Linked DNA regions of Mus musculus: region 2 is linked to region 1. A link is a loop called in an ENCODE intact Hi-C map of the cell type or tissue named here. Cell type or tissue: left cerebral cortex. All regions are shown on one strand. Each heading gives the region's core, and the rest is flanking DNA. Links, peaks and the distances in the headings are about the cores only.

The links. Peaks named below come from ENCODE experiments on the same cell type or tissue, not always from the same donor. Only the 100,000 strongest peaks of a DNase experiment are listed, where the experiment ranks them.
Region 2: it touches region 1 in a loop (2.4-fold over the local background); 3 of 42 quality-filtered maps call a loop at or near these places.

What each region holds. Positions count from the first base shown.
Region 1 is chr4:22,120,463-22,129,018 of GRCm38, forward strand. No RefSeq gene overlaps it. Among named protein-coding and RNA genes, the nearest start is that of Gm42260, 100 kb to the left of the region's middle. In left cerebral cortex, for the core only: no CTCF peak of the experiment used is centred there; no DNase peak of the experiment used is centred there.
Region 2 is chr4:22,027,152-22,032,688 of GRCm38, forward strand. The region is part of intron 1 of Gm42260 (a long non-coding RNA gene); the gene reads left to right. Among named protein-coding and RNA genes, the nearest start is that of Gm42260, 5.9 kb to the left of the region's middle. In left cerebral cortex, for the core only: no CTCF peak of the experiment used is centred there; a DNase peak (open chromatin) is centred at 2,935.

The DNA.
Region 1 (8,556 bases), core at 3,208-5,707:
CTATGACAAAACACCCCAGTAATACACAAGAAAGGAGGAAAGATTGGTTTGGCTCACAGCCTTGGAGACTTTAGTCCATGATCAGTTGGCTACATTGCTTTGTGTCTGTCCTGATGTAGCCTATGATGGAGTGATCATGTGACAGAGCTGCTCACCTTGAGAGAGAAAGGAAAGGTCTCAATGGTTTTCCAAGGCTTTCTCCAACTTCCTTCCAGTAGATGCCCCCTTCTTAATCTATCTGCCAGCAGGGTGACAGGCTGAAGCCAAGCCTTGAATATGGGCTTTTGGCGGATGACTAAGTTCCAGGTTATAACACACAGGCATGTGATATGGAGCCTAGAGGAAGGACACGAGTCCTCTGAACTTAAGTCAGACTCAAAAAAGGAAGAGGAGAAGAAAAAGTGTGGATGGGAGCTGTCTGAGCTGTTCTGCCTGGGAAGGATGCTGAATAGGAAGGCTTTGTCAGCTTTGGAAAATAACACTTGTTTCCTTCTACTGTGTTTTGGAGAACTCTGTGGCTCATTGGTTTGCCAGGTACTCCCGGGGAGAGCAGATACCAGGGTCTTGCCCTACCAGCAAGCAAACAAGCCCCCTGTGAGACTTCCTCTTGGTTCTCAGCCAGAGGATTAGTAACGGCAGGAAGAAACACAGGAGTACACTTAGAAGACTATGTTTTTGGCACTGCAGTCAGCCAACAGCTGGCCTTCAGGAGAAATGCAATCCTTTAATGCAGAACCAAAAATAGAATTTTTCAAAAAGGTCCCGAGAGCACATGGTGGCAGTCTGGCACTTAATATGAGGAGATGATGTGGAATTCTTGTTCAGAGCAAATTGAGGACCCCAAAGTGACCTTGACAAGTGGAATCCTCTGTCAGAGCCTGTTGGGGTGTTTGGGAAAGTTAGGGAGTAGTTCCTAAGAAGGGTTGGATTGATTAGCACTTCCCAAGTGGCATTTTTAAAAAATGGAAGTAGACAATAAGCAACTTCCCCTCTCCCTCTCCCTCTCCCTCTCCCTCTCTCCCCTCTCCCCTCTCCCTCTCCCTCTCCCTCTCCCTCCCTGCTTTCTTCCCTCCCTTCCTCTCCTCTCCCTCTTGCTTTTTCCTCACAGGCTGGGTCATTAGGGGGAGCTCTGAGCTTGGCTAAGATCCATAGATGCCTTAGCTCAGCCACATCTGAAATGTCATTGGAAGCACAGCGCTCATCTTACATTCCCCTTCCTGCCATGCCTTTTCCTCTCAGCAGCAAGTAGTTACTCTAGGATAGTGGGATGTGAGCAGAACAAAAGAGAAGCAGTTGGAGTTGGTTCGATCCTTCAGAACAAGAAGAATCTTTGTTGGGGAACTAGGATGTGGGAGTATGAGAAGGAAGACGTGGGAGATATGAGAAGTAGAAGATGGAAGAGAGACCTCATTCTTTTGAGGACTAGGCAGACCCATGACTTATGCCTGTCTGACAGAGGCTGACATTTCCTCCTACGTTTGTTTGTCACAGACATTGACTATATTCAGAGACCAGCCACCGTTGTAGCAGCTGACCAGTATGTTGCTACAGACCAACAAGGACAGTCAGCCCTTTTACCATATTAAGTCAAGAATTTTACCGCATTCTTTTCGAGTGTTATGAGCGATTGCATCCACACCAAGACTTTCATAGGATTCTTTCAGATTGTGCTCTGGGTTTGAAATTTTGATTTTATTCTCAGTGAGGACAATAATATGGAGATGCAAGTAGGGTCTGTAAGAGTTCTTCACAGACATACCCTGTGTGTGGCTGTTGGAGTGAGGAGGAGTCCGGGGCTGGCAGTCCTCCATACTGACTTCCTATGAGCAGAGTCAACAACACTGCCTATTCTCATTCTCATTGGTTAGGAGAAAATGGCATTTCCCTATTCAGTAAATGAGGCCGAATACTCTACCTTACCACTGCTTTTGTTAAGCTAGTAAATCACAATAAAAATCTTTGGGCCAATGTTCCTCAAAGCCCTTGTTTTTAGGACCACCTGTATGCAGTTTTCCTGAACAGTAGAATCAGTAACACTTTATGGGTACTGGGTGGATAATAATATTTCCTTTAGATGCTTTGGAGAAATCATTTCAAAGGACGCTGATTGACATGGAGTGATTCCACTTTCCTATTGAGAGTTTTGGAAGCCTCTGATGGCTGATGTAAGTCTGGCCAGACAGGGTGAATGTGGCAAACTGGCAGTTCACTCCATGTGAGAACATGCCACAGCAAACCCTTGGTATGAAACGGGCATTCTGACCAATGCAAGTAAAGGTAAGGTTGGTCTGTGTCTTTAGAGAGGTGTGATTCAGGTGGTGTTTTGGCTTCCACAGAGGCAGTGTTAGAAGGGCCTTGGGAAGTGTCACTCGAGGTGAGAGGTAGGGAAATCTGACCTTTGGTTCTGCTGCTGACTATTACACTGAAGCAGGAGAAATGGTTTGCTTGCACACATATGAGCTTGCATGTCTGTGTATATGTATGCTGTATGTACGCATGTATGTGGATACCTATGTGCTGGTGCATGTAGCCATGTGTGTGCCTCTGGAGGACAGAGGTCAACACCAGGATGTCTTCATTAGGCGTTTTTTTTTTTGTTTTTTTTGTTTTTGTTTTTTTTTTTTTTTTGCAACATGATCTTTTCATTGAACCTGTAGCTTGTTCTTTGACTTCTACCTGTCTTTCCCCTCTTGTGCTGGGATTATAGGTGCTAGCCCATGGCCACACCCTTTTTCATTCCTCTCCTTTTCTTCTCTTTTCTTCTCTTTTCTTCTCTTCTCTTCTCTTCTCTTCTCTTCTCTTCTCTTCTCTTCTCTTCTCTTCTCTTCTCTTCTCTTCTCTTCTCCTCTCCGCTCCGCTCCTCTCCCCTCCCCTCCCCTCCCCTCTTCTTGTCTTTTCTTGTCTTTTCTTGTCTTGTCTTGTCTTGTCTTGTCTTTTCTTTTCTTTTCTTTTCTTTTCTTTTCTTTTCTTTTCTTTTCTTTTCTTTATAATGATCCAGGGAATCTAAACTCAGGTGGATAAGCCTGCAAACATCAAGTACTTGACCAGTTGAGCCATCTCTCCAACTTCCCCAATGTTAATATTTTTTTAAAGCAATGATTTGTATACTAAACATTCAGAACTACTGTTTTAGAGACTGTGGTGGTTTCAATAAAAGTGGGCCTATAAGCTCATAGGGATTGCCACTACTAGGAGGGGTGGCCTTGTTGGAGTAGGTGTGGCTTTATCAGAGGAAGTGCATCACTAGGGAATGGGTATTAAGGTCTCAAATGCTCAAGCCAGGTCTAGTGTGACATTAACTTCCTGCTACCTATCTGGATATAGAACTGTTTACTCCCCCAGTAGCATGTCTGCCTGCAGGTTGCTAGGCTTCTCTCAATGATGATAATAGATTTAGCCTCTGAAACTGCAAGCAAGCCTCAGTTAAATGCTTTCTGTTATAGGAGTTGCCGTGGTCATGGTTCCTCTTCAAAGCAATTAAACCCTAACCAAGACACCCTGTGGTCTCTGTCCTGAAAAGTAACAAAAGTGAGGGGAAGAGGGTAAGAGTATGGTAGTTCTCAGAGCTTCCACTTGCATTCTCACAAGGCCTCCATGTTCTGCCTACGAGGAAGTGAGTGCATAGCGCGGTGGAACAACTTCTTCAAGGCTACACAGCTAGGAAGAGGTGCTAATAAAAGGCAGAGACTGCCCTTGAATTCTTAACTTCATGCACCAAATCATAAGCAGAGATTTTTAAATTTCCTTATCAAAGAATCCTGTGTTTGGCAGTGCTCATTCATTTGAACTGATTTTGTTCTTCAAGGGAAAGTTCTTAGCTTGTCGAGATGACTCATCTGATGAAGGTACTTATCACCAACTCAGAGAATCTGAGTTCAGTCCTCAGGACCCACAAGGCTGAAAGGGAACCAAGTCCCACGAAGACTTGCAAGTTGTCCATCTGACTACCACTTATCCTGTGGTATGTGTCTCATCCCCAAACGAATGAATCAATACATGAATGTAATGAAAAATTAAAGAAGAGCTGTAATAGCATGTCATGATGACTCTTGACTTGAACACTGACTCTGGAGGATGTTGGAAAGGTTCTGATGACAGCATTCACCTTTCTGATTAGAGTGGAATCACGCAGCTCAGGGAGGACACTGTGGGCTCTGGACCACAATAGACAAATAGCGAGCTCCGGAACCACTTGGGCTCCTGTTTCCTCAACCATTTAAATATGGTTAATAAAACTGACCTCATAGAGGGGCTGTGATGATTATGTGAGAAAAAGGGTGTCCAGGGCCAGACTCAGCATCTGGTACAAGAAAGGAGTCAGTTCCTCCCCTGTTTCTGGAAGGTGGAAGGGAGAGACTCTTCCCATGGGACAGGAGCTTGCTGCAAGGAGAAGCTCAAACCAAATCCAAAATCAAAGAAAAAAAGAAGCCTGTGGGCAGAGGCTGAAATACCCGATACTTAATCTTTATAAGAAATCGGTTGGATTCATCTCGGCTCTTCGATTCTAAGATACCCAGATACAGTAGAGCCACCGTCAAAGAGCACTTTGTATGTATGAAGCTCTGTCAGGCCCACAGTTGGCTGCTCAAGTGTGTATCTCAGCTGTCACTAGTTATGAGACTTGGGCAGACTGCACTCTCAGTTTCTTCCTCTTAGTAATAGAGAAAATAATGCTGTCTGGTTTAAGCATTGTAAGAAGGATTAAAAGGGAAGCATTTCCACAGTGCCTTATAAGCAGTAAGTACTCAATAAATGTGATCCTGTAGCTTTTCGTGCTATGAGGTAGTTTATTATTCAGGATGCACTGTTGGAAACACTGGCTTAAGGCATCAAAGCTCTCTCACTTTTGTCTCTGTGCCTGAGAAGTCAAATGGGCAAAGAGTACCTACCTCAGTGGTATGAACTCAAGACTTCCTGGTCACCTGTTAAGTAGGGAGCTACATTCATTCAAGTATGTTTCTGAGAAGTGTAACATTGTTTCCATACCTACAAAATGCATATCCCTTTCACTTTTGATTCCTTTGGCACCTAGTCTACTAGCTACATTGAAGTTTGCATCCTTCTTTTGCCCAGAGCTGGGACTAGAGACTACCAGAATCCTAAGAAAAGGTGAAGTGACATTGACAGTCTAACAGTTGCTTGCTTGGTAAGCAAGCTAAATGAATTGCTAGATCACCTCTCACAGGACGCACCAAGGTGAAGGGCATCATGCCAAGACCTTAGCTGGCTCCCTCAAAGGTCATCTTTCTACTGGATGCTCTTATTTTACTGCTTGAGCTGCTAATGAACACAGTTGTGCATCAACAAAGTGCCATTGTTTTAAACACAACAACAGCAACAGCAACAGCAACAACAACAGCAAAACAGTTGGGGAAAACCTACCTTAGTGTTGATGGAGAGGGGCTTTCAAGGAGAACTTCCACCTCGGAGCCCAGAGAAAGTTGTTGAGTTTCTATCAAACACATAAAAGAAGGAAGCCAAATAGCTAGAAATTTAATATTCTGATTCAGGTCTCATAACCAAGAATTGAGACAGAGTTGACATCCACTGGGATACTTGTGCATTATCAGGACAGAAAAAAATTAAAAGACTGGTCTACATGAAAGGTCAGTGCTAATATAGTTAGCAAAGGATGTAGTTTTAAAAACTATATTGTGTGTCTTAAACAGAATTATCTCAGAATGCCATCTCTGTAAATGCTTCATTTATGGTAGAATATTAGACTGCAACACTTACACTCAGACTTGGGATTTCCAAACATTGACACATTTTAGGATCCTGATGTTGAGATATATATGCCATGAAAAGGTGGGCACAGTTTTGTTTGTTTATTTATTTACCTTTTCCTTTGCCATGAAATTGTCAGGACAGTACATGATTGTTATGAACAACCCCTCGGGGAGGCTTGAGTAGAGGCTTGGACAGCACAGATACACTCAGAGTGGCTGGGCCGAAACGTGAGGAGTGTCTTTGCTTGAAGGCCTTAGGCTTATACACCTATTCAAATGAAGACAGTGAAGATTCGGTTTTGACTCAAAGGCTTAAACTTCTTGAGAATACTTTTTAACTCTTAAGGTACTCTCAAGTCCACCCAAAACTTACAGGATTGAAAACAGTACAAATAACATTACCCAGTCTCGATTAATTTTTACCTATCGTTAGGATTGGCTTATAATCTACATACTTGTGTGTGTGTGTTAGAACTGTCTACTGTATTATGGTCCTTTACCCCTAATTACTTTAGTGCATACTTAGCACAGGGATATTTTGTTATACAGTCACAGAACAACTCTCTGTTTCAGATAATTTCACAGACATTATGCTTTTTGTATAACTTAACACCATGTTTTCATTTTGTTAGTTGGCCCAATGTTGCAGTGCTGGCCTGTGTGGCATTTGTTTTCTCAGGAGCAAATCCTGGTTAGGGTGGGCTAGTGGGATTGTCATGGTCTGGGCCTCCTTTGATATAGAACCTTTTTATTGCCTGAGAGCTCTGCCTCACAGTATTGAGTCTCTCTCTCTCTCTCTCAATGGAAAATTTCTCATACTGTTGAATACTTCCTTGTGCTTAGATTTTCTCATGAATCCATTATTTGCCACCATGTCCCACAGTTAGTCTCATAACTCACATATAGGCAAATGATTAGTGTCACCCTTCATAGATGATGCTACTTTTGATCACTTTGTGAAGATGGGTGACTGGGTTCTCCATTATTCTCCGTTATATAATCATTTCTCCTTGTGACTAAGAAGTACGTTGTAGTACTTTAATACCATGCAAATACCTCATTCTCTCTCAAACTTCCCCCTAGAGTCAGCTTACATTGACCTTTCTTACCTGGATGGTCTTCACCACAATGGTGATGGGCAGGATTTTAACTGGTGAGCCTAGGCAGCCATAAGGTGATTAGCTTCAAGTGTTTGGACCCAATAGATGGCATCAGCTTGCAAAGAAGAAAGGTGCTTTTCCTTCTCGTTTTAATACAGGAACCAGCAAGTGTTGAGGTTAACTGCCCAGATTTCCTGCTAGCTGGCCCATTATGAGATTTAGATGGACAGCTATCTCTCTCTCCTTGTAGATCTTTAGCTGTCTGGCTTCAAGGCTTGGTAAAAGTAGCATGGATTAGGACTCATTACGGGGCTCAGAAATCAGTTTATTATGTTTTTTCTTTCTTCCCATCCTACCTCCATGGATTGATCCACGCTTGGACTTCTTGGGGTTTCCTTCACTTAACTTGATAAGTGGTTTTTCTTCTCCTGACTCCTGACCTCGGGGATAGGAAGGGGGTGAATAGTAGAGAGAGACACCTACATCTCAAATATTGACAAAACAGTATGTAGTCAGAATAAATAAATAAATAAAAGAAGGCAGGCAGCGGACTCAGAGGAGTTTACAGCCCTGCCCCCTGCAGAAACTTGCACTTTGGGGCCCACAATTCCCACATTAGGACAGATAAGCAGGAAGATAGCAGGGCCGTGTCTCTCTACCTGGAGGAGGGGTGCTCTTCCTGTGGCAGAAACTATCTGTGCTCCCCAGTAAGTCCAGGAACAATCTTCACTTATTACTTCAGCTCAAAACCCAGGACTGTTTACAGCCTCATGCCGGCAAGACACTAACCCTCCCTCATTACTGTCACGGTGGGGATTTACTGCTCCACACTCTCCTTGCATGGGGCCCACATTTTCATCCAGTAAAATCACATACTGTTAACTCAATATATACAGTGAAAACAGCATGAATAATGGAACCTTTAATCCTTATTTCTCAAAATTAGATTTCCACTTTATCCTTCTCCCCTTTCCTCTCTCTCTCTCTCTCTCTCTCTCTCTCTCTCTCTCTCAATTCTCAGTGCCAAGCAGAATAGATGTTGTCAAGACCTTAGCTGTAAGCAGAGTATGTGGTATTTCCATTCCATTACCAGGTACCTTTGCAGATCCAATTTCTCGGTGGATTGATTGTATTTCTTCCCCTGGTCACTTCACACGTGACTCATGAGAAATTAACATCATCCTTGCTACAGAGAAAGAGATGGCTGGCCCATTGACATGGTGCGTTTCAGTAAATGGGGTGAAAATTTTATGTCTGGATAGCCTCATATCTGTAATATCAGAATGTAAAGACACATTCCTGTCTCTCTTTCTGACTCCTCCTTAGTAAAGAGATTTATTGGGACACGATAATTTGGGATATTAAATCAGTATGCAGAAATACTAAACCAAACTTCAAGGAAAAGGTTTATCAAAGGCTGATGAGAGGTATCAAGACCATTTTGTTGATATTCAAAGTATTATATAGTGTGTAGAGCAAGAGTGCATATGTGAAGCTTGCTAAATTTCACTATTCCACACATAGAAGAGTAAAGTCAGATTTTTACCTGCTGATCAGATGATCTACAGGATAGATTTGGCATCAACTCCTTTCAGGAGTTTCGAAGTGGTCACTTTCTTTTTTAAAGAACCTAGCTCTGAATGTACAAGTACAGCCATCTAGATCCACATGTATATATTGTTTTATATACATAGTCTCTGCATGTGAAGCGATGACCACATAACTTG
Region 2 (5,537 bases), core at 1,633-4,132, 95 kb before region 1:
TCATGTATTCACCCATGTATCTGCCCATGCATTCACCTATGTATCTGCCCATGCATTCATCCATGTATCTGCCCATGCATTCACCCATGTATCTGCCCATGCATTCATCCACGTATCCATTCATGCATTCATCCATGTATCTGCTCATGTATTCACCCATGTATCCATCCATGCATTTTTCCATCCATCAATGAGTTAATGAGTGAGTAGATATGGCTGGCATTCATCTTCTGTGACTTTGTTCTTCAGAGATCACTTCACCCCTGGCAACATGGATTTCCTTTTTGTGATTGAAATAAGGCCTGCCTTTAAATGCTGTTGAGAGCATCCGACGTGGTGCTTGCTTTCTCAGTGTCAATTCTTTCTAGCTTCCCTATTGTGTTGTCCCTTCACTGTAACTTGTTTGCTTACATATGACAGAACTCTGCATTCAGTTTTCAGGTATTTTTAAAATCACTTTGATCATTATCGTGAAATGTTTAGCTAACATTTAAATCCAATTACTATTAGAACTCCATGACATTTCTTTAACTTTTTATTAAGACACAGCATCAAATTAATGTAAACATGAAGACATTGTTTCAGTATGTTCAAATTACTTCTCAGGTGTATATCTAGTTCTTATTATTCCCACTCTAGTTTTGTCTTGATGAATTTTAATATTATATCCCAAGACATTTTGTATCACTTTGTTAAAATATCTCATATTTTAAAGACTTCTATGAATGGGAAAAAAACAAGGTAAAAAATTGTCATACTAATTCACTTCAAGGAATAAGTAAACTAGAAAGTTAATTGCTCTGTTCTCTGTCTTCAGGTGACTCAACAGGTGACTGTGTAAGCTTTGCAAATCATCACACTCTTTAAAGTTCTTCCTTGTGAAGTTATAGATAGTCTCAAAACAATAAAATGAAGGAAAATGTTGAAAATCTTAAGAAATTTAATACATCTATTTTGTTTATGGGAGTAGGAAAAGACATTTGGTGATATGAAATTCTAGTAAAATAATTTTTCTTACTTAAAATAAGGGCATGAATAATAAATTGGTCCAAGTGCAACTGAAATACTAAACTTAGTGAAGTGGTCAAATATGAAACACTGAAGGGAGGGGAAATAAGTACATTTGGAGGAAGATTATTTGAATAAGGGTGACGTTCTAGACAAGTGTTACACTGAAGGTGTTTGAAGACAAGTAGATCCCAGACGTGTAGTGGGCACTCTTCATCGTGTCTAGACAGAGTGCTCTAAATGAGCACTGGATGGTCCTCTGGGCAGACGTTAGATGAGGTGGCTGGAAGACAGTCCTGTTATCTCCAGTCCTCCTGCCTTAACTCTGCAGCAACTCACTTGATTTCCAATGAAATGCTTCTCTCAGTCAGTCTGTGACCTGCATGCCATCTTTAGGCTGGATTGCACTGCCCACTCTGCCTTCCCCCTCTATCGTCTTATCTAGTGTCTTCTGAACTGCATGTCCCTTCACATCTGAATGATTATGTTTGAAAATGCTCGACATTTTCTCTATTGTGTCCTGTGCTCCCACTCTCTCTAGGATATGAGAATATAGAGTTAAAGAACCTCAAACATTTATTTCAGGCAGCAAGGTAAGATGAATTCCTTCCTATATGTGCTATGTATTAGAGCACACTTGAGAAAGCACCTTTAAGCATATAAACACAGACAGACAGACAGACACACAAATACACACACACACACACACACACACACACACTTTTCAAAAATATTTCACATACATTCACTCTAAGTAGTAATATATGATGTTTAAAAAACTCCAAATTTGCCATGGGCTCTAATTGGTTTAGTTTCTTCTGCTTTAAAAAGTAATTGTTTACTTAGGACCTGTCTGCAGACTGGTGTTGTTCTTTGTGTTCTGTAAGCTGAGGGGTCTGCAACCCTATAGGTGGATCAACATTATGAACTAACCAGTACCCCGGAGCTCATGTCTCTAGCTGCATATGTATCAGAAGATGGCCTAGTCAGCCATCACTGGAAAGAGAGGCCCATTGGACTTGCAAACTTTATATGCCCCAGTACAGGGGAACACCAGGACCAAGAAGTGGGAGTGGGTGGGTAGGGGAGTGGGAGGGGGAGGGTATGGGGGACTTTGGGAATAGCATTGGAAATGTAAATGAAGAAAATACCTAATAAAAAAAAGAATGATGTATGCTATTTATTATGGAATAGCACCAAAGTATGTTATATGTTATGTATGGTTATGGTCACTGATCTTTGTCAGACTTAAAATGACATTAGGTTCTACTTAGTAAGCCCACACTAATGGAATAGTAGTTTTCAAACTTGGATGCTACACCTTAGAATCACCTAGGAAGCTTTAATTTGGTGTCCTAATTCCACACCCAAAATTGATTGTATGAAACTCTAGCAGATGGTACCCAACCATCATATTTTTTAATAGATTTATTTATTTATTTTATGTATGTGAGTACACTGTAGCTATACAGATGGTTGTGAGCCTTCATGTGGTTGTTGGAAATTGAATTTTAGGACCTCTGCTTGCTCCGGTCAGCTCTGCTCACTGAGTCCCTACTTGCTCTGGCCCAAAGATTTATTTATTATTATACATAAGTACACTGTAGCTGTCTTTAGACACACCAGAAGAGGGCATCAGATCTCATGTAAGCCACCATGTGGTTGCTGGGATTTGAACTTGGGAACTTCGGAAGAACAGTTAGTGCTCTTACCTGCTGAGCCATCTCGCCAGCCCCCCCTCCCCCCTTCATATGTTTTTAAATGTTCCTTAGTTGATCCCAAACTAGTGATGTTTGAAAACCCTGATGTAAGGCCACACCAAGGAGAGATTGGTCTGTGGACCAGCAGTGTGGGGAGTTACTGGTAGCTTGTTGGCACTCTCAAGCCTCATTTTGTTCTTTCTGAATCAGAATTTGCATTTTGTCAAGATGCCAAGATATTTCCATATGCAAAGTTGTTGGAGCATGCATAGACATTAAAGGGCACGCTGCTAACAATTTTAGCCATTCATTCATAAGCAGTTGATTAAGCTCCCAGAGTACATCACACAAGCAAGGGATGAATCCACGCTGCTTACCAAGTGGTACTCCATCATTATTTTAGGAGGGAATTGGGGGCTCTGTGCAGGTCAAGTACTTCCAAATAGGGTCAGGCCAGATTTGAACTCTGGGCTCTGTTGCTCCAAAGTAGAACCTTTCTCACAATGCTACACTGCTTCAGAGTGTAGTATAGTTTTTGATTTTTTTTAATATTAAACTAAGTAAGTAATACTTTCTAAATGTTCATCCTACTGATAAAATATTTTAACCCAATTATCAAGAATGAGATTGAGACAGGCTACTTGGTGAAACAAGTAGTTTGGGGATAGTTGCCCAGTGAAGTGAGGAGTTGTTTTTTAGTTACTAATGCAGGAACCAAGAGACAATACAAAACGATACCCCCTTGGTTATAAGTGAGTCCTGGGGGACATGCCGAATATTCATTTTAAAGAGGGAATGTTCTCAGTTAGTTATGTTGGGGCTGTAGAGAGCCTGACTTCAGGTCTGGGAAACCATAGTTGCCTGTAGGGTAGTTTCATCTAATTCTACAGGCACTCTTGTCTTCTTGACTGCCTCAGGGGCATGATTCTGAGGCTACTTATTGGAAGATTTTGTGTAAGCAATTCACAAGGCCTGTAGTAGCCAGGATGTGAGGGATATTTGATATGACTGGAAATATGCTTAGTGATGTATATTGTATGTAGTAGTATTACTTTAGCCAAATAACAGGAATGATCTGTCACTGTACCTCTTCACATGCCTAACTCTGGGCTGTCTTGTAGCAGTTTCCTTCTCTAATCCAAGTTAGTTCTAATGGATCATTTCTAAGTTATATTAAATATAATAAAGTGGAATCAGAAATACAAACTGTAGCTTTTCATGTAATTCTAAGTAATTTAAAATCATACATGTGCAACAGCTTTTAAGATTATTCCTTAAAATTTGGTTCTTCAGATACATCCTAACATCAGCATTATCTCTTTGGACATTCTACTTTTTCGGCTTTTATATGAACATTGTTCTCTATAAACCCTTGTTCTGTGTGTAAGACTTCTTTCAGGATCTGTTTCATAAGTAGAGATGGTGAATCAAAGATTATGAGGATTAAGATTGGAAAGGAAATATATTCACTTACAATGAGAAATCCAATTCATCAAAAAGACTATCCGGCAGTGCATTCACTGTGTGTCATAAGAAATACACGTTTTGAAGACTTATTATGCTCACTGTAAAGTTGCCTTCTAGAGAGGCTACACAAGTGTGAATTTGTGCTCAAGGTAATGTTTGAAGACCAGCTGCCCCTGTAGGACTGTGGACAGAGCATCAGCAAGGTGGAAGTTTATTGGGAGGATGATGGCAGTAAGCCCAAGCTACCTCTGCACCTTTTGATGTTAGCAGACATTGGTGGTCAGTATTTTCTACAAAACCCCAAACTCAAACCAAACCAAAGCAAAGATAAACACCACCACCACCACCACCTGCCATCTCATTAGCAAAACCAAGGACTAAAAGAGGATGGATCAAATTACAGACACATCTAGATCCACTGTCTCTATCGATGCCAATAATTCAGTATAGATTTGTTAAAAATTTTCATTTCCCCCCAAACACGACAAAAGCCATTTTTCTCATTTTGAGGTAGACAGTCGTTTTTTTTTTTTTTTTTTTAATTAGGTATTTTCCTCCTTTATATTTTCAATGCTATCCCAAAGGTCCCCCATACCCACCCCCCCAATCCCCTACCCACCCACTCCCCGTTTTTGGCCCTGGCGTTCCCCTGTACTGGGGCATATAAAGTTTGCAAGTCCAATGGGCCTCTCTTTGCAGTGATGGCCGACTAGGCCATCTTTTGATACATATGCAGCTAGAGACAAGAGCTCCGGGGTACAGGTTAGTTCATATTGTTGTTCCACCTATAGGGTTGCAGTTCCCATTAGCTCCTTGGGTAATTTCTCTAGCTCCTCCATTGGGGGCCTTCTTAAACCTTCTCTCTGGCTCATTTTTTAAGTGGCAAAAATATATGCCTGGGTAGTTTAGAACAAGTCTGTATTCTGAATATATAGCAATTTAGTGTGTGCTTGCCCCACCCACCCACCCTAGAGAACTTTTTAAACCAAATTTTATAAAACATTGAATTTATTACCTTTATATGTGACAATATATTAGCAATTCATCTTCCTTAATGTATCTATCTTATTATTATTTTCTGTACTATTTTTATACTCAGATGTGGATCTATTTGAAAGATAACTTCACATGTGTGGAATTGATACAGCAAATGGCATTCAAACTACACAGTCATCTTACTTCATATAATCAAGGATCACTTCTAAAGTTTCATGTAGATTTGGAGCATTTTGTTAACATTTTAAAGACTTGGAAAGGCTGAGTCACAATAGAACAGTGTATGCAATAGTTCATTCTGCAGCAACTTACTATACATGAAACTCTGGGGGTGAATGCCCAGAGGTGGATTGTTTATATAATTCT